2 separate regions of the Mus musculus genome follow, and region 2 is linked to region 1. The links are chromatin loops, found by intact Hi-C in ENCODE. Cell type or tissue: gastrocnemius. All regions are shown on one strand. Links, peaks and the distances in the headings refer to the core of each region. The heading gives the core; the rest is flanking DNA.

The links. Hi-C counts contacts between places; a loop is a spot of excess contacts. Peaks named below come from ENCODE experiments on the same cell type or tissue, not always from the same donor. Only the 100,000 strongest peaks of a DNase experiment are listed, where the experiment ranks them.
Region 2: it touches region 1 in a loop (2.5-fold over the local background); 5 of 42 quality-filtered maps call a loop at or near these places.

Annotation. Positions count from the first base shown.
Region 1 is chr1:34,436,038-34,445,856 of GRCm38, reverse strand. Ccdc115 (coiled-coil domain containing 115) reads left to right here and starts at 6,185. Exons shown (of 5, transcript NM_027159.2): 1 at 6,185-6,629; 2 at 6,711-6,814; 3 at 6,925-7,007; 4 at 7,999-8,130; 5 at 8,247-9,187. The coding sequence starts at 6,519. The coding sequence ends at 8,359. Imp4 (IMP4, U3 small nucleolar ribonucleoprotein) reads right to left here and starts at 6,028. Exons shown (of 9, transcript NM_178601.3): 1 at 5,930-6,028; 2 at 5,708-5,816; 3 at 2,864-2,947; 4 at 2,370-2,479; 5 at 2,162-2,294; 6 at 1,934-2,088; 7 at 1,766-1,860; 8 at 1,588-1,661; 9 at 110-1,499. The coding sequence starts at 5,932. The coding sequence ends at 1,387. In gastrocnemius, for the core only: a CTCF peak has its summit at 5,767; DNase peaks (open chromatin) are centred at 5,401, 6,084, 6,458 and 6,959; H3K4me3 peaks cover 2,750 bases; H3K27ac peaks cover 1,624 bases.
Region 2 is chr1:34,838,623-34,848,441 of GRCm38, reverse strand. Fam168b (family with sequence similarity 168, member B) reads left to right here and starts at 5,392. Exons shown (of 7, transcript NM_174997.2): 1 at 5,392-5,614. In gastrocnemius, for the core only: a CTCF peak has its summit at 5,760; DNase peaks (open chromatin) are centred at 5,383 and 5,712; H3K4me3 peaks cover 3,138 bases; H3K27ac peaks cover 4,878 bases.

The DNA of each region.
Region 1 (9,819 bases), core at 1,249-9,248:
GGACAGGCCGATCTCTGAGCTCAGAACTAGCTAGGTCTACAGAGTGAGTTCCAGGACAGCTAGATAGCCAGGGCTACACAAGCCCTGTCTCAAAACAAACAAAAAACATAGATCACATGATTTTACTTGCATTTTGAAATTTATACACACACACACACCACACGCAAAGCCATGGGAGGATCCCAGAGGCCTTGTTGAGAATTGGATTCATGAGCTGCAGTTGTGGGCCCACCCGTCCCAGAGCACTGGCCTAACCTTCCTCATCTTATTGGACCTCAAGGGCCTTGCACATCATCCAGATGGCTTCTGTTCTCTCACTATCGTTAGGTTTTCATGACACCATGCAGACATCTCCCTTATCCTGTCTGGCATGCTTCCTCAGAGGCCTCCTCCTAATGGTATGGTAGATCCCATCACCAATTCTCTCTGCGAGCTCTAGGGTCTTGACAACCACTCTATACAAACCCAGGGCCCTTGGGGAAGTTCAGGGTTTTGGATACAGAGAGGACAGTAAGTTGCAAACGGCTGTGGCACAGCCTCTTGAGGCCCTTCCCTGGGCAACACTAGCTCTCCCTGTGGCTGATGGACAGGCCCATTGTAGATGTAGATAGGCAGAGATATGGTAGGCAGGCTGTGGGTGTCACTCTGTCTCCTGGGAAAGAGGGAGGGTGCAGAGAGAATCTCTTGTGTTCTGTATGGAAATATCACTGGTCAATAGAAAAGTATGGCCAATGAGCTAAGGCAAGAAACAGGAGATGGGATATCCTGCGGAGAGAGAGGGGATTCTGGAAAAGAGGCACAGGAGATGGTTGCATGAAACTGAGGTAACCAGCCATAGGGCACTCACAAAACAAACAAGGAACTGAGTAATGAGCTAGGCAGGGAATAGACGCTAGCTGTTGGCCTAGGCGTTTATTCATGAAATATTAAGTCTTAGAGTCGCTATCTCTTCGAACAAAGAGGCTGAGGGGAAAAGCTCGCAGTTAGAGGAGGGTGCCCCTGCTTGTAAGTTAGGCTGGTAATTAAATGGTGTAGGCTTGCTGCTGGTGACAAAGACTGACCCTAAACCACAGGAAAAAAGTGTTCACAGGGCCCAACTCTGAAGAAAGTAACCACTTTCCAGTGCAGATCTGCAGCCCTACCCCAGCCTGAAGGTGACTATTCAGTCCACTGTCATTAGGTCCTCAACCCATAGATACTCTGTGGGCTTCAGGTTTGTCCTGACAGACAGTAGGCCAACCGTGACCAGTTAGAGGCAGCTGGGAGCGTGATGACAGAGGGGTTATTTAGATCCCTCCAGTCTCCACTTAGGATTAGTGAATCTGTCTGTGACAAGTCTCTGATCCAGGATTCCAAGTCTGCATTCTGACTGGCAAGTAGCTCAGCTCACTCGGCACTCAGGAAGACCCTCTTGCGGGCGGTGTTGGTGTAGGGGTGCCAGCGCCACTCTACATCTGCGGTGGCCTCCTGCTCCAGTGTGCCCAGGCGAATCATATACACTAGGGTGAGGGGAGAGATGTCACACCATGCACAGTCAAGGACCCCCCCACTAACCTCCCTCAGGCATAAACTAAAGCCTAAACTCACACTTGAGCTCAAATCGAGGCCCGACCTCAGTCAGCTCCACATTGCGGTGGTCTGTCTTCTTGTAGACATGGTGCCTGAGGAAAAAGGAAGCAGAGGTACGTACGTGGGTCAGTAGGGGCTGTGGGTTAGCTGAGGAACTACAAAGGTCACAGGCCCTACACTCAGCCCATGGACCCACCGGAATGAAATGTAGTCATCCTGGTTTGCAAAGGTGATGACCCGATGGCTGTCGTCTTTTGGCACGGGGAATAGGTAACGAAGGATGTCCGACACCTGGGGACACAGGGACAGAGAGTCACAGGGCTGGTCTGAGCCTCAGCCCTTCCCACAGGGTTCCCATACTCACCCGCTTGCCCAGCCGTGAGGAAAAGCCATGAGTGATGAGGTGGGGCTTGGCTTCTGACATGGTGCCCAGGTCAGGGATGTCGTGCCGCATGACCACGTTACACAGTGTGAAATAGGCAGTAGGACCGAAGGGCAGATGGCTGACAATGAGCCCCACTGTAGGGGAGAGGCTGTCAGACACTCTGCCATGACAACAGCCCAAGCTCCCTTGCCCTCTAGCAGGCCTTACCGGGTGTGCCTCGATGCTCATGGACCACCAACAGGTCGGTGACCCCGTTGGCTTTGCAAGCTCTCACTAGTGCTCCAACCTCATGCCGACCTCGGTTCATGCGCTGGGCACCTGGGAACACCAGCTTCAGTTCCTGCCCATGGACCAACACCGAATTAGAACTGGGGCCACTAGGCCTGGGTATCCCCTACTCCCTGACGCCCAGTACCTTTGCAAACATTTTCAGGCGAGAACTAGGGTCTCTGGAGGTAGTGATCATGACCTTAGGATCCTCAACCCCGGCCCATCGATATTCATCATCTACATGGCTGGTTACACCTGTCAGGAGAACAAGAGGCAAGGAAAATGCTGACTCTGCTCAAGAGAGCCTAGTGGAAATGCACCTCTAGTGGCCAGGAGAGCAGCTACCAGCCCACTGTGGGTACCAGTGCTAAGGACACTTCTGCTCCAGCAGACACTCCAACGAGCAAAGACTAAAAGCTACTGTGTTTATCGTATAAATAGAACTGAAAGCATTTGTTTGGGGAGAGCCCCTGTGATGCCACCCAGGCAGACAGGAGGAACCTGGGGACAGGTACAGAAACTGCTCACCTGGACACTTCCATCAGGTGGGAAATTGTCCAGTGTGGCTGAAGAGGACCTGGAGCCCAGTGGGCACAGAAGTTGGTTCAGTGTGGAAGAGGGCTGCAGAGCACAGATTACCTTCTCCACCAGCATCATCGAACTCCAAGGACCCCTGTAAGGCTAGAGCCTCCCGGCGTAACTCGGTGGGAATCAGCTGGTTTTCTGCAAGGAAGAGAAGGGCAGAGTGAGACACAATGTATATAACACTGTGTGGTTCACTAGTGTGTGGACTTAATGTGAAAGCCCCTGATTTCTTTCTTAACATCCTCAATAGAGTCAGTAAGAAATATAGAACGAACAGAGGTAACAAACCAATGGTCTTGAGAGGCCCATGGCTTTGCTGCTGAGTGTGTCGCTAACAGGGTACAGGGTACGCCACCACCCCTAGTTATCAACTTCTTTTCATCTAATTGTCAACTAATGGTTACTGGGGAGCTCATTTTCTAAATACTTCTTCATTATCAATGTTATTTTTTTTTTTTTTTTTTTTTTTTTGGTTTTTCAAGACAGGGTTTCTCTGTGTTGCCCTAGCTGTCCTGGAACTCACTTTGTAGACCAGGCTGGCCTCCAACTCAGAAATCCGCCTGCCTCTGCCTCCCAAGTGCTGGGATTAAAGGCGTGTGCCACCACCGCCCGGCATTAATGTCATTTTTATAACCAGACAAAAAATCTAAAGAAAATCTGATAATGCACTGGGGGTTGGTTTGCTTGCAGGTGAAGAAGACCTTGGTGTTGAGGAGCACTACAAAAATAATAAATGCTTAAAAAAAAAATAGAAAGGGGCTAGTGAGATGGCACAGCAGTTAAGCACTGTCTGCTCTTCTAGAGGTCCAGAGCTCAATTCCCAGCAACCATACCACAGCTCACTACTACCCATAAAGGAATCTGACACCCCCTTCTGGCATATAGGTGGACATGCAACCAGAGCACTCATACTTAAGTAAATAAATACATTTAAAAGACAGAAAGAAATTGTTTCTTAAGTAGGAAGGAAGACCAGTGACCTCCAAGTCTTCACACTGCCTACTAAGGTGGTTAGCACGCCTGCCTTTGATCCCAGCACTCAGAAGGCAAAGGCAGGGGATCTCTAAGAGTGAGGCCAGACAAGTCTACATAGTGAGACCCTGGCTCAAAAACCAATAACAACAAAACAATATAAAAAAAGAACACTGCTACCTGGAGGCACAGGTAACCTCAAGGCGCATGGCCTCAGCTGGCCGGGGGTCAGAGGTTCTTTCTGTGAACTAAGGTGGACAGCAAGGCCTGAGGCCCAGTTCCGCATCTCCAGCATGTGAGGGAAGGGAGAGAGTCACAGCAGCACTCTGTCAAGCTAGCTACCAAGTGACATAAGCTCTCCTCTGCCACAGGAAAAGGAGCCTCCCTAGGGATACCCACAAGAAGAAAAGTCCAACCATTCCTTCTGCATCTTAGAAACAATACTGAGCCCCCAACCCAAACAAATACAAAGCCAAACACATACGCTAATAACCTAGGGATATAAGTAGGCATAATGTGAACACAAATAATACTTACAACAGTTTCTTTTAATGCAATATTTAATATAGTTAATAATAATATAGTTAATAATAGATGGTTGCAAATGCTAATATATTGATCATTTTTCTGTGTATGTGTTCCTGCCTGAGTTCACATGTGTTCAGGTAGCTGCTAAGGCCAGAGGACACTGGATCCCTGGGGTTACAGACAGTTGTGAGTCACTCTATATGGGTAGTAGGGAATGAATTTGGGTCCTCTCAAAGAGCAGGAAGTGCTCTGAATCCTTGAGCCATTTTTTTAAAACTTTTTTTTTAAGTTATGGTAATGGGTCACAGATACTTAACATTATGCTTATATAGCCCAGGCTGATCTGAAACTCATGCAGCCAAAGCAAGCCTTGAACTCCTGATCCTCTAGCCTCCACCTTACCAGTGTTGGGACATAGGCCCCCAGGCACAGTTGAGTCAGGCTGGGGACAGAATCCAGAGCCTCCTTCATGTTAGGAAGCACTCTCTAACAACTGTGGTACAATCCCAGCCCTAACATTATGCTTCTTAACTCAAAAAAACGTTACATGACACACATATACTTTATAGTCCTAAATTACAGGAACGGAATTTAATTACTGGCACCAGGGATATTGTACTATCAATCAGGCGGGAGACATGAAGTTCCTTAGATACAAAAGCAAAATAGGGATAAATAGAACATTTCCAATTAAGCTCTGTGATAGAGGATCTTCATTTATTAGGGCAAATGAAAATGTGAATTAATGTAAGGCAAAGTTTTAAACTAACCTGTAAAACGAATGTCAAATTCTAAATGGAAGAAGAATTAAAATGCAAGACAATTATAACAATCAATAACAGGTTTTTCTAATTTTGTTTTGAAGAAGACAACAAAAACAAATACCAAGGATTCTTGCAGACCCATTCCCTAAGATGGGAATCAATTAGATGAGGCAAAGGTTTTTTGTTGGTTTGTTGCTTGATTTGGTTTGGTTTTTGGTTTTTCGAGACAGGGATTCTCTGTTTTAGCTCTGGCTGTACTGGAACTCATTATGTAGACCAGGCTGGCTTCGAACTCGGGGATCGGCCTGTCTCTGCCTCTCGAGGGCTGGGATTGAAACCGTGCGCCGCCGCCACCCGACAGAGGCAATGTTTTAAAACTAAATAAAAACTAGATATTCTGTAAGCAAAACTGGCAATCAACCTGTAGACATGGGCAACTGTAGCATAAACGGCCATACTATCACATGGTGGGATCATTCAGAAACCAGTGAGCAGTGAGGTCCTACCTAACGAGCAGAGAAAGGAAAGATGACCAGCCACCCTGATACAAATACATTAAGTTCAAATGCGTTTACACCTCCGTGTAGTATGCTCGAGCAAGGACTTGTAACCCACCAGCACAGGGAGGCCTTACCTTCTAGAGCACGCTTGACTCGCTCCTTCTTCTCCTGAACGGATCGCTGCGCCTCCTCCCGGGCTTTGCGGTACAGGTACTCGCGGCGCAGGCGAGCCTCCCGACGGAGCTAGAGAACACACAGGGTCACCATCCACTTCGGAGCACCGAGGACCACAACTCAGCCCTCCCGTAGTCCCCTTCTTTCCCGCTAAACCAGAACAGGAAATCAAAACATCCTACCATGATGAGCGCCGCTCCCTCACGAGTCCCAACTCTTCTGGCGCTGCTGGCACCACGCAGTGATCACTTCCGCCCTCAACCAAAAAGGCCTTTAGAGGCTTCACTCGATTCCACTGCCGGTCAGAGTGCCCCATCTTAAGATGGCGAATGGAGGAGGGCGTCGCAAGGTGATTGGTCAGACGGGCAACCAATTAATTACCCGGATTTGGGATGTCACGTGGTCTAAGACCGTCCTGATTAGTTAGTCCGTCTGCGGCTTCACCGGTGCTTGAGCTGGTCAGGCAGCAGGCTAGCGAAGAGTAAAAGCAGGAACTGTGCGCATGGCTTCCTAGATTCAAGTTAAGGTCCGACTTTTGGTAGCCATCGGATTCGAGAAGTATCCCGCTCCAGGCGCTAATCCGCGTCCTGGCTGGTGACAGGGATCACCCGGAAGTTGAAGCCTTTGACTTCCGGGTCACGATTAGTACTGCCCCCCTAAGGGCGGATCTTGAGCGCTTATTGGCTGTCATGCACATGGCCGCGCAGTGATTCGGCGGCTTGGAAGGAAGTGGCTCCGCCCATCCGCGCGTGTCCCAAGACTGGCTGGGCCATGGCGGTCCAGGCTCTGCGAGAGGAGTTGGACTCCAAGTGCCTACAGCTGCTCAGTGACCTGGAGGAACTGGAGGCGAAGCGGGCGGCGCTGAACGCCAGGGTGGAGGAGGTGGGCCACGGGGAATGGAAGGAGGGATAGAAAGCGGGCACAGGGAGGGAAAACAGTCTCAAGTCTCTCCTGTCTCCCCAGGGTTGGCTCTCACTTGCCAAGGCTCGCTATGCCATGGGAGCCAAGTCGGTAGGACCCCTGCAGTATGCCTCGCGTATGGAGCCTCAGGTCTGCGTGCGTGCCAGGTGAGCGCCCCCCCCCCCCCCCCCCCTTGGAGAGTGGATGGGCAGGACCTAGGCCGGCGCGGCCAGAGATCCAACTTCCCTTTTTTTTTTTTTTTTTTTTTTTTTCCCAGCGAGGCCCAGGATGGACCCCAGACCTTCAGGGTGATCAAAGCTGACGCCCAGACCCCCGAGGAAGTGGGGCCTAGCGAAGCATGTAAGTCTCCTTTCCACCTGTCAGCCCTTACTCAGCGCTAAAGACAAAACTCATTGAACATTTAAGGAAATTGCTTCATTCGGAATCTGATTAATGGAGAGCGTCTGAGCTGGAGAGTTGAATGTCTGGGGGGCGGGGGTGTGGGAGGGTGGGGTTCTTATACTTTGATAGGTAGGGTTCAAGTAACAGGATAGGAGAGCCGCCCGAGGAGGTCTAAGGGAATGGGGTGTATTCCAAGCCTCCTTGACATAACATGGTTGGGTAAGAGGGTTAAAGGAATGTTGGCGTTTAAGCTGATTGGTTCACAGCATCTGGTCAAACCACAAGGAGGGACCACACATCTAAAAGGTGCATCTTCACCTGGGAACGAATCATGTTTTCTTAGCCCACCCCATTATTATCGACTGACCACAGCTATTACGTCTGTTTTGCAACTGCCAAGAATATTTCGGATTTTTGTTTGTTTGGTTGTTTTTTGCTTTTCATTTCGTTTTGTTTTTTGTTTTTTTCAGAACTCAAGGGTGGGAGCCAAGTCATTGTGAGGGCAGGTTAGCTTAAAATGGAGTCTGAGAACAAAATGGAGTTTGCTCTGGTACTTTAATCTCTACACAGTTAAAGGTGGACTCTTTTATAGTGGGATGAGTTTTGCATTCAAAGGAGCTCAACAGAACAGAAAATGTATATCCCTATATCTAGATGTTCCTTGGAAATAAACCTCCAATCCCAGTTAATCACTCCTGAAACAGCTTGGGGACATTTCATCACTTTTAGGTAAATTGGCAAAGTCAGTCGTAGTCTTGTTCTGGGTAAACAGAATTGTCTGTCCTGGAAGTCAGAATAGACAGAGTCAACTGGATTACAAAGGGGGGAGTGTTACTATTTCCAGACACAGGAGAAGGTTGGGGAAATAGCTAACCTCCAGTGTTTCTCAGAATCATGAACTTGGACTAAGCTCATTGTGGTCATGAGGACTGTATGGCCTTTCTTTCAGCTCTGCGCAGGCGCAAGGGCCCCACCAAGACCAAAGAGTTAGGATCTGCTGTAGTTCCTCAAGATCCCTTGAACTGGTTTGGAATTTTGGTTCCTCACAGTCTGCGGCAGGCCCAAGCCAGCTTCCGGGATGGTGAGTTTTAGGACTATTGTACTGGCTAGGGAGGCCTAACACCCCTGCAGTCTTAGGGGTTGGGGGGGCGGCACTCCATGGATCTTACCATGATGACATTCCTCTTCTCTCACCAGGCCTACAGCTGGCTGCAGATATAGCCAGTCTCCAGACTCGCATCAACTGGGGTCAGAGTCAGCTTCGAGGCCTCCAGAAAAAACTGAAGGAGTTGGACCCTGGGCCTGCCTGACCTGCATCCACATTGGGAGGCACTGAGCATAGCTGCCGTGGATGCTACCACCTTACCTCAGGCCTTCTTCTTTTTATAAGCAGCCCCTGTCTCAGCTGATGCCCCACCTAGAAATGTCCTTAGTCTGCGCGGTTTCTAGCTTTTCGAGGCATGAAGTTGAGTTATGAAGTTTGATGAAGCAAAGCTGAGCAGTGTAGAGAGCACCTAGTTCTAGGCCATGGTCTCAGGGCATGACAGTGACGTGTGAATAACCTGCGGCAGCCATCTGGGATAGTGAAGCCCTGCAGAAATGGTGACAGAGAAGAAAGGGAGTCTAGAAACATAAGGTAGATCAGGACAATTCCAGTCAATAAAAGTACCTCAGGCTGGGCGTGGCAGCGCGTGCCTGTAGCTCCAGCAACTCTAGAGGCTGAGGCAGGAGGATCACTTAAGCCCTGGGAAGTTTATAGACAAGACAGCACACACACACACACACAAATACACAAATACCAGAATAGCTAGCAGGAAATATTACTTCTGTTATAAAAGGAAAAATAACTCATTCTTCCGGGGAATCAGGGTGACCTTCCTGATTGCACTTAGCTTATAGAAGTGAGACCCAGCTGCTTTGCTGAAGGTGCATTCTCTCACCTGGAAACTGTGTCTTGCTTCACGTTTTTTTCCTGAGCTATCCAGTTGTGTTGGGAAGGGGAATGTAATTGTTTGTGGGGTGTAAATATTTCTTCCTAATTTGTTAATTTTGCTTATATTGGTTTTTCTACTTATGAATTGTAAAAACAGAAATTTGTACAGAAAAATTGAATAAAGTAAAAGCTACAGTAAGTGTCACAGAGCTCTCATTTTATTTTCAGTGTATGGGGGCTTTCCCAGTGTATGTCTGTACCATGTGGTGTCTTCTGCCCTTCGGCGAGAAGAGGCCCTATGTCTCCTGTGGGTGCTAGGAAACCCTGGGTCCTCCAAAGAATAGTCAGGGTGTACTGGCTGGTTTTGTGTATCAACTTAACACAGGCTAGAGTTAGAGAAAGGAGCTTCAGTTGAGGAAATGCCTCCATGAGATCCAGCTGTAAGGCATTTTCTCAATTAGTGAGAAAGGAGGGAGGGACCCTTGTGGGCGGGACCATCTCTGGGCTGGTAATCTTGGGTTCTATAAGAGAGCAGGCTGAGCAAGCCAGTAAGGAACATCCCTCCATGGCCTCTGCATCAGCTCCTGCTTCCTGACCGTCCTGACTTCCTTTAGTGATGAGCGGTTTGGAGGTGTAAGCTAAATAAATCCTTTCCACCTTGCTTCTTGGTCATGATGTTTTGTCCAGGAATAGAAACCCTAAGACACAGGGTTTGCTCTTTTGTTGTTGTTTGCTTATTTGGTTTTTGGTGGTTTGGTTTTTTTTGTTTTTGTTTTTGAGACAGGGTTTCTCTATGTAGCTTTGGCTGTCCTGGAACTTGCTCTTGACCAAGCTGGC
Region 2 (9,819 bases), core at 867-8,866, 400 kb before region 1:
TGATAATTTCACAGCAATAGAAAATGCAGATTTTTTTCCTACTTTACTGCACTTATTGAATTTTCCTTTCATTTTAAATTACTTGTCTGTCTGTCTGTGTGGGAGTATGTATACACGGTGCAGGTTCCCATGGAGGCCAGAGATGTCCTTAAGAGCAGCCAGTACTCTTAACTGCTAGCTATCTCTCCAGATACCAAAATTTTCTTTAATGAATATATACAGAAGTGATACATATACATACATACATACATACATACATACATACCTTAAATAATAGGAAAAAGAGTTGTATTTGAATACAGTTTGAGTTAAATATGTTTTCCAGGAACTAGTGAAGAGGCTTAGTAAGTTTTCTAATTTAGTGAAATTGGCTTTGTGTTCTAACTCCTTGTCAAGAAGGAAGAAGAGGATTAAAACATGTTCTCAACAGGCCCACTATGTGTGAGTGAGCACACGCCCTCAGCAGGCCCACTGTGTGTGAGTGAGCACACGCCCTCAGCAGGCCCACTGTGTGTGAGTGAGCACACGCCCTCAGCAGGCCCACTGTGTGTGAGTGAGCATCCACTCTAGACCCTGTGTGTCTGTGCTGAAACTTTAGTTTCTGGTCTAAGCCCAACAGGAGGGGCCACTCGAGGATGTCATGATTGCATGATTTTATTCTCCACAGTACAATTTGTAGGATAGTACATTTAGTTTTATAAGAAACAGCTAGACTTTTTTCTGAAGGGATTATGATACTTTTTGTGCTTCCAGGAAAAAAAAAATGAGATTTTTGTTTTGCTGCAAAGAAAGCCTTCACAAACATTATCTTTCTCCTAATTCCCCCAACCTGCTCAGGTCCCACTCTATCCCAGCCTCACCACAGGTAGTTGGTGCTATTTGCTTTTGAATGATTTGTAAATTACACAATATTTTTACACTATATGTATTTCTCCTTTTTTACACAGTGTCCTTCAGCACAATCCTATGTCCCCATGTTGATCTATGGGAAGGCTCCTTGTTTCTTTGCTTTGCTTTCTTCTCTGTTTTAATTAGAATTTTTACCATATAGATGAACCAGGGTTCATTGAACTATCCCCTAGTAATGGGTACTTGGGTTGTTTGTGCTGGCAGGATGACACTGACAGGCTAGGGAGAGATTCATCTTGGCAGAAGGTGGCAGATCTGGGAAGTGGATAACATTTAAGAATACTGTCTCCCTGGAGGCATTCTATAGAGCTACTTTGATGTGGAGGCAGGGTTGTGTGCAGGCAGTCAGGTAGTGTCTCATGTCATGGTGCTCTGGCTGTTAGGTCTTATTAGGTAGAACACCTGTTCGGGGAATCGATCTCAGTGTGGTGGTGGAAATGTCCCTCAGGTATTTAAACACTCGGTTCCTTGGTGACACTGAGTCAGTTATGGAGTATTCAGGAGATTTAGCTTGGCTGGAGGAACTCTTGTCACTGGGGGCTGGCTCTTAGCTTCCTGCTCTGGCCACCAGATGCCACACATACCCTGCTGCCAGGGCCCACATTACAGACTCTAGCCTTCTGGAACTGTAAGCCAAAGTAAGTTCTTCCACAAGCTGCTTATAGGTGTGTTTTATCACAGGAACAAAAAGTCATGGATAACTCACTTTACTTTCCTACTGCTGTGAGAAAATAAGGTAGCAAAGCCAGGCACACTGGTGCATGCCGTTAAACACTTGAGAAGCAGACACAGGCAGATTTCTGTTAGTCTGGGGCCAGCCTGGTGTACAGAGGGAGTTCCAGGCTAGATTGGGCTACATAGTAAAACCCTGGCTCAAAACAAACAAATAAACAAATTCTAACTAAAACAATTTCAGGGAGAATGGGTTGGCGTGGCTCACAGTTCCAGGTTATAGCCCATCATGGCAGGGCTATCAAAGCACAAGCACTTGAAGGAATTGGTCACATTGTACCCACAATTAAGAATCAAAGATGGAAGAATGTATGCTGGTGTTAAGTTCCCTTTATTCGCCGGGCAGTGGTGGTACACGCCTTTAATCTCAGCACTTGGGAGGCAGAGGCAGGTGGATTTCTGAGTTCGAGGCCAGCCTGGTCTACAGAGTGAGTTCTAGTATAGCCAGGGCTACACAGATAAATCCTGTCTCGAAAAACAAACAAACAAAAAGTTCCCTTTATTAATTTTATACAGTGCAGGGGTCATGACACAAGGCAAGGTTCCAACCACCATTAAGATGGGTTTACCCATCAATTAACACACCCAAGATAATCTCCTATGGAGGAGGGATTTCTTGGTGCCTCTAGAGTCTGTTAGGCTGACAATTCATACCACCACAGGGTCGCATCTAGATGACTAGAGGGGCAGCTCATCACTTGGTGAAGGAATACAGTTTACAGCGTGATTTACTTACCTTTTTCTTAGATTTGGCTTTGTAAAGACTTCATGAGTTATAAGGGGTCAAATGACCCAGTTGCCTAAAGTGTAGATTCTTCTACAGTAGCGTCATGATGCCATAAGAGATTAGAACATGTTATGGAGAACTCTTCCACACCATACTTGGAGTGAACTGCAGCCTTGCTCAGATCCCATTCTGTCCTGGGGTGATAACAGCTCCATCCTTAGGCTAGAAAAGTTCAGCACAGCCCTCTATCCCAGATCCCAAAATAACATCTGGAGGGAGCTTCCTGTTTTGTACTGTTATAAGGAAAGCTCTCTGGAATAAGTGTGTACTTGTTTAATTTTATAAGTGTGATGGCTATTCTTGGCTGTCAACTTGGCTACATTTGAAATTAACTAAAATCCAAAAATGGAGAGCATTTGCTTAATTTGAAATTGGAAGATCAACTGGCCTTTACTATGGATCCTAAGGCAGGAAGACACACCTATAATCTGGGCCACGTCTTCTTCTGGAAGCCTATGTAAGGACATGGAAGAAGGAAGCTTTTGTTTGCCTGCTCGCTCTTGCCTACTAGCAAGTCTACTCTTTCACTGGCATTAGAGCCCACTTCTTCAGGATTCCAGTGTATACTGAAGACCAGCTGAGACATCCAGCCTCGTGGACTGAGCACTGCTAAATTCTCAGACCTTCAGTTCATCGGCAACCATTGTTGAATTAGTTGGACCTCTGTCTGAAAACCGTTCTAATAAATCTCCCTTTTACATATACAGAGATTCATTCTTTAAACTCTGTTACTCTATAGAGAACCCTGGCTAGTAGAAAGTTACCTATATGGATGAGCCTTCAGAAATGGAGTTGCTGAGCTAAAAGCTCTGTGTCTTTGTGTGCACTGATCCTGATACACATCTCAGAAGGTCCCCTCACCCATCCAGCTGCTGGGTGTCCACTTCTGAGGCTTCACCAACAGAGGATATTGCCTTTTTTAAAGCAGTATTTCCCAGCCACTGGTAAAAATGCCACCTTAATGTTTGTTTGCTTGAGGTTTTGTTTTGTTGCCTTTCTTATTGAAACAAATTCTTGATGGCCTAAGAACTCACCATGTAGGCCAGATGGCTTCAAGCTTGAGGCTCTCCTTATATCTCTGCCTCCAAAGTCCTGTGTCTTAAAGTTTTAACCTGAATTTTTTTGTGTGTATGTAGAGATACAGTTGACTTTTTTTTTCCATATTATTGAGACCTATTTATATGTTCTCGGCTATAACTGGTTCTTATTGGCCTCTGGAAGGTCTCAGAATACTAAAGAGATTAACCTTTTGTGGTGTTTCATTCTTAATCAAGTGCCTTTTAATTTTCCTTAAGGTGATTTCTCCAAAACATTTTCAAAATTTTAATGGAGACTGTTCTCTTTCACTAGTGGGCTCTGAGGACCCCCAGGCTTCAGTGCAAAGCTTTTTAACCTGCTAATCCCACTTCCTTGCCCCTCCAATCAGTGTTCCTCATAGGCATTGTTGGTGGCTTTTGACAAGAGAAGTTCTTTACTCCATATTTAGAAATGAACTTCCCCATGTTCTCTTCTTTTTTGTTTCCACACTTAAAAATGTATGCCTTTTTTAAAAGTTGGAATCTATTCTGGTGCATGAGTTACAGATACAGTCTATACGTTTGTGGTGGCCCCAGTACCAATAATTTAGTGATCCTTCTTCATCCTCAGCTAGTCATGTTTGCTGTGGAAAAAAAATGGTGGGAAAAGCCAGGCATGGTGGCACATGTCCTTAATCCCAGCACTTAAGGGCAGAGGCAGGCAAATCTCTGAGTCTGTGTAGCATACACAGTGTCAGCTCTCAGGCTAGCAGCCAAGACATCAACATGTAGATTTTTTTTTTGAACCTTTAAGATCCAAATAATAGCACCTAGTGATATGAAATATTTTATTAGATGTCAACTTCTCCCAATTGTTTTAGTATACTTCTGGATTTCCCATTACATTCCATTGGTTCATTATTTGTGCACTAGTGAGCTTATCGGCTGCAGCCTTTAAATATGCTTTCATATCTGATAGGAAGCTTAACTGCCCCTTTTTTACTATTCTCTATTCCCAAACATTTCCTAGCATGCATACTTGATGTTGACTTTTCTGTTTTGTGAAGCCAGTGTGGTTTGGGGCTTGCTCTAAGTGCTTGTTATTTCTTAGCTCTGTGACAGATGCAAGCTTACCGGGGTAAAAATCTTTTTGGTGGCCTTGGAACTGAAAGATCAAAAAGAAAAGAGGGTGGAGAGATGCCTCAGTGATTATTTTTCTTCTCTAGACAGAATTTTTCTGCATAGCCTTGGCTGATATCAATCCTTAGACCAAGTTGGCCTCTAACTTAGAGATCCCCCTGCCTCTGCGTCCCAAATGTTGGGGTTAAAGGCTATGTTTGCTGCTTGCTCTTATAGAGCACCTGGGTTCAATTCACAGAATGGTTCATAAACATCTGTAACTCCCTCTTCTGACCTCTGTAGGCGTTAAGCAGGTACTTGGCAGTGAACACACATTCTTGCAGGCGAAACACTCACACACAAAACGAATACATCTTTTTAAAGGGGGGTGGGGAATCCCAGAGATGGCTCAGAGAAGTTTCCATCACCACCGCACGTAGGAAAGCTAGAAATCCCCTGTAACTCCAGCTAGAGAGGATCACATGCCAGCACTCTTGTGAACAACCCCACACACAGCTACACACTTACACGCATATTAAAAATAAAATCTTAGGACTGTGCTCGGTGGCTGTCGCTTTAAGGCCAGTACTCTAGAGGTAGATGCAGGAAGAGCTGTAAATTCAAGGCCATCCTGGTCCAAAACCAAACAAGGACAAAACAGGGGAAATGCTTACAACGGGCCATAACTACTTTCTACAAGGATGTTTGCAGCCCGGTTTTAGCCGGAGCTTGAGCGGAGGCTCGCAGTCTAGGCGCGCGTCCTAGCATCCGGGCATCTCGCGCAAGCCTCTCGGGGCGCGCGCGCGCAGCTGCGTCACGTGCCCGGCGCGCCCCCGGCTGGCGCGCGGCGGGCGGAAGTGAGGTCGTGGGCTGCGGTGTCTGCGCAGCGTCGGCGGGAGCGGGGGCCGCGGCGAGGCTGGCGGGCGGGCGGGAGGCAGCGCGGGCCTAGCGGTCGGCCGCAACCGAGCGTCGTCTGGGCACTGCCCGTCGCCGAGCCCCACGCCGTGCCGGCTCGGGCCGGCGCGCGCCGGTCCCGGAGGCTCAGGCCACCGTGAGTACGGGAAGCATGGGGGCGGCAGCTCGGGGCGGGCGGGCGGGCGCGGGCCGGAAGTGCGGCGCTTTGTGCAGCGCCTGGTCGGGCCGCGCGGGGAGCAGGGGCGCCGCTTTGTCCGCGGCGGGCCGGGGGGCGGGGCGGGAAGGTCGCGGGGCCGCCGCAGACCCGGCGATCCCCCTCTCGCTGGAAAACGTGGGCTTCGGAGGGTACCTTAGCAAAGGAAGGACGTTCCGGGCCGTGGCCCAGGTTCATCTGAAAAAAGAGAAGGACGACCTGCCAGCGCGTCCTCGGCTGGGTGTTCTCTCTCGTGGTATCTCCTGCATTGTCTGAGCTGATTGTTTTAAGCACTCACGTAAACATCTTGGAGTGTTCTGCGTGCAAGGAGGTTTGCTAGTGAAAAGGTTCACATGTGCGCATACACACCTTACATTTAAAAAAAATTTAAAAAAAGAAAAAAAGGTTTGGGCAGTTCCTATGCCTTAAACTCTCCACTTCGCCTTGTGTAAGATGAGATGATTTTCTGTAGTATGACAAGATTTTAAATTAGAGTAGTTCTGGTGCAAGTAATTAGGACGGCCTTTAAAACTTCGGTAGGTCAAAGGCTAATGAGTGGTTTTCCCTTTGACAGCCAAGATTTGAGAAATCTAGGCCACCTTTCCTAATGCCGAAGCTACTGTGGTGGAAATCGTTGAAGGGCTTGCTTTCTTTAGTCTTTGTATAAAGCTGGCTCATTTTTTTTTTTTCGGTAGTGTCTGTAGTTTACTCGTGCAGCATTTTTGGAATGTTTTGACATGTGAGAAAAGCTTTACGGGTGTTAAAATTAATTGTAACCAGAACCAAATGAAAGTTAAGGTCTAGTAGGCGGGGGCTTCAGGGTTTTGAGTTGCTTGTCTCTGCATTCACCTAGGAGGTGTTGAGAAGCGGTTGATAGAATTGCCCTTCTCCTGACCTCCTGCCCCTAAGGGTGGAAGTGACCGTCTGTATAAGGCCAGTGCCTGGAACCCAGGAAGGAGGAGGAAACCGCTGGCTGCTGTTACTGGACTTTTCTCCAGTCTCAGATTGGTTTGGGCTAGCTCTACACCTGCCTTTCTGTCCATTTTAATGTTAGACAGAGATGAGAAGAAGAAGAAAAAAAATGCATGTTAAAAATAATTTTCGAAGGTCCTATGGTTTAAGGGAGTTGTCTTCCTAGCTTGTCTTATAGACGGTTAATTTTTATGGCCCAGCTGAGAACAGTTTCGAAGCATGAATGTGTTAGTGTCTCAGTAGTGATGCCTGGCTTCTGTCTGTGTTCTGTAGTTTTGTTTGTTTGAGATCAGACTTCTCTACAGAAAAGCCCGACGTTGTCTGGGAAGGGCACAGACAGCAGTGAATGCTGAATTTGGTGGACTAGAGAGTTTTCTTGCAAGACTACTCTCCTTGCTATCAGACATAAGGAAAACTTTCCAATGCTGATATTTTTCTAATCAATCTGTAATTTACTTATTTAAGCATCTATCTCTGGGATAGAGACAGTTACAGCACCATGAAATTCGTGTTGATATGAAACACTAGTAAGACCTTTAAAATGTTGCAGTTACCACTTCAGCTCAACACTAGTGTTTATGTTTTAAAACTCAAACTATGGACTAGAGCTATGGCTGGGCAGTTGAGAGTGCTCCGTGGTCATGCAGAACCTCCAGTTCTTCTCCCAGCACTGTTTTAGGCAGCTCACAACTCCCTGTAACCCGGGTCCAAAGGATCTGACACACACACACAGCATTCACTCACAGGACACAAGCATAAATATAAATAATAAAAAACTATCCTGAGAACCTTAATCGGGAGGGTCTATTTTGTAATTATATCTTTTTCCCTCCTGGATCTGAGGACTGAACCTGGGGCCTTAAGTACTCTACCATTGAGCTAAATCTCTAGCCTCATTAAACACAAATTCTTTTTAAAAAAGAAAGACAGACAGACAGACAGACCTCTCATTTTAACGATGTGCTTGTGATGTTGCTGTTACTGTTGAGGGATTTGTGCAGTCTTTATGGGTACGGTTGGATGGTTTGTTCTGATGCAGGCATCAAACCACCCACAGCATTCCCACAGTTGAGTAAGTTCAAATGAGAATCCTAGGAACTCTGGCCCTGCAGTCAATGTGGATGCTTTGTCCACACCAGCTCAGAGTAAGGATTGGTGGCTGCTGTGTGACCAGTGGCACAAGAAAACCAGGTGCTGCTCCAGGTGTCTCTTTGCTTATTTGTTATGCAGGCATAAAAGTATGGGTGGGAGGGACGACACTCTTTGCAGCCATGTTCCTCACATACTGAAGTAAAGTTTACAGTATTTGCCCTTTTTAAGGAAGTACTTTAAAGTGTAGGTATTCCCATTGCTACATCCTTTTGTAGTCTAACAGTTTACATATTGACATATTGTCTCGGGGCTGTACTACTGTGAACAGACACCTTGACCAAGGCATGTTTTATAAAGGACATTTCATTGGGGCTGGCTTACAGGTTCAGACGTTCAGTCCATTATCTTCAAGGTGTGAGCAGGGCAGGATCCAGGCAGGCATGGTGCAGGAGGAGCTGAGAGTTCTACATCTTCATCTGAAGGCTGCTAGTGAAGACTGGTTGATGTCCAGGCTACTTGGTTGAGGGCTTTAGGTCCACACCCACAGTGACACACCTACTCCAATAAGGCCACACCTCCTAATATATATACAAATGGTCACACATATAAACACAGTACTATTACCATAAATAACAAACTCTGCGTGTGTTCACTTTTGTTCTATATTACTAAAATATGTTTTTTACAGATATAAATCATAATCTAAACAAAATCCACCTACTGCCTTTAGAGTAAATCTAATTGTGGAACATCGTCCCCTGTGTTCCTAATATCTAAGAATAGACGTTTGTTCTTGAGAATGCCCCTCCTTGTGGGTTTGTGTGGTTTGCCTCCTAAGTCTCCTTCCATTTGTTCCTCAGACGCCTGGACTTTGCTGTTAACTGGACATTAGGTGCTGGCTCCATTTGACACTTGCAGCAGTGTCTTGGCTGGTACATAGTAGCTGACTTCTGTCATGTGAGAGTACAGAGAATGTCAGGGGTTATTTAATGCAGTGATAAGTTTATGTTTTACATCTGCTAATCAGGTGTGCTTTGGTAATTCTGAGCTAGACTTTAAATGGCTTAAGTTAAAGTTTGTCATTGGGCTTGCAGTCTTTGAAGGGAATCTCAGCATAGAATAAATAATTCAAGGAGGGTGTTTGTATTTGGACACAGAACCGATGGTGTCATGGGTTTCCTTCCAGCACACTGAGGTGGTTGACCAGATGATTGAAAGGGGAACTGTACTGTTTCCTTTTCTCAGTCCTACACTGTTCTTACCTCTCTCTCGGAGCTGAGGTGGAAGCGAGGGCTTCACGTTAATCACATCAGGAAACGCTCGTCATTGGCCTCTGGAGTGGTCTGACGTCCCTAAAGGCCGCTTGTCCTGCTTGGCTGTGGCAGCGCTACCACGTTTCTCCTCACTGCCACCCCTCTCTTGGGAGGAGCTCCTTCAGAGCTTGCTTTCTGCGCTCAAAGCGTCCATTTCTCCTTCAGCCCTTACCATGCTTTGTCTCAAGCCAGCACTATTCATGATTCTTCTTACCTACTGTCTTAGTCAGGGTTTCTATTCCTGCACAAACATCAGGACCAAGAAACATGTTGGGGAGGAAAGGGTTTATTCGCCTTACACTTCCATACTGCTGTTCATCACCAAGGAAGCCAGGACTGGAACTCAAGCAGGTCAGGAAGCAGGAGCTGATGCAGAGGCCATGGAGGGATGTTCTTTACTGGCTTGCTTCACCTGGCTTGCTCAGCCTGCTTTCTTATAGAACCAAGACTACCAGCCCTGAGATGGTCCCACCCACAAGGGGCCTTTCCCCCTTGATCACTAATTGAGAAAATGCCTTACAGTTGGATCTCATGGAGGCATTTCCTCAACTGAAGCTCCTTTCTCTGTGATAACTCCAGCTGTGTCAAGTTGACACAAAACTAGCCAGTACACCTACAGTAGCTATAATCTGCATGTTAGTGAAACAAAAAACTCAGTGTCTTAGTTAGGTTTCCATCGCTGTGAACAGACACAGTGACCAAGGCAACTCTTATGAAGGAAAACATATAATTGGGGCTGGCTTATAGGTTCAGAGGTCCAGTCCATTTTCA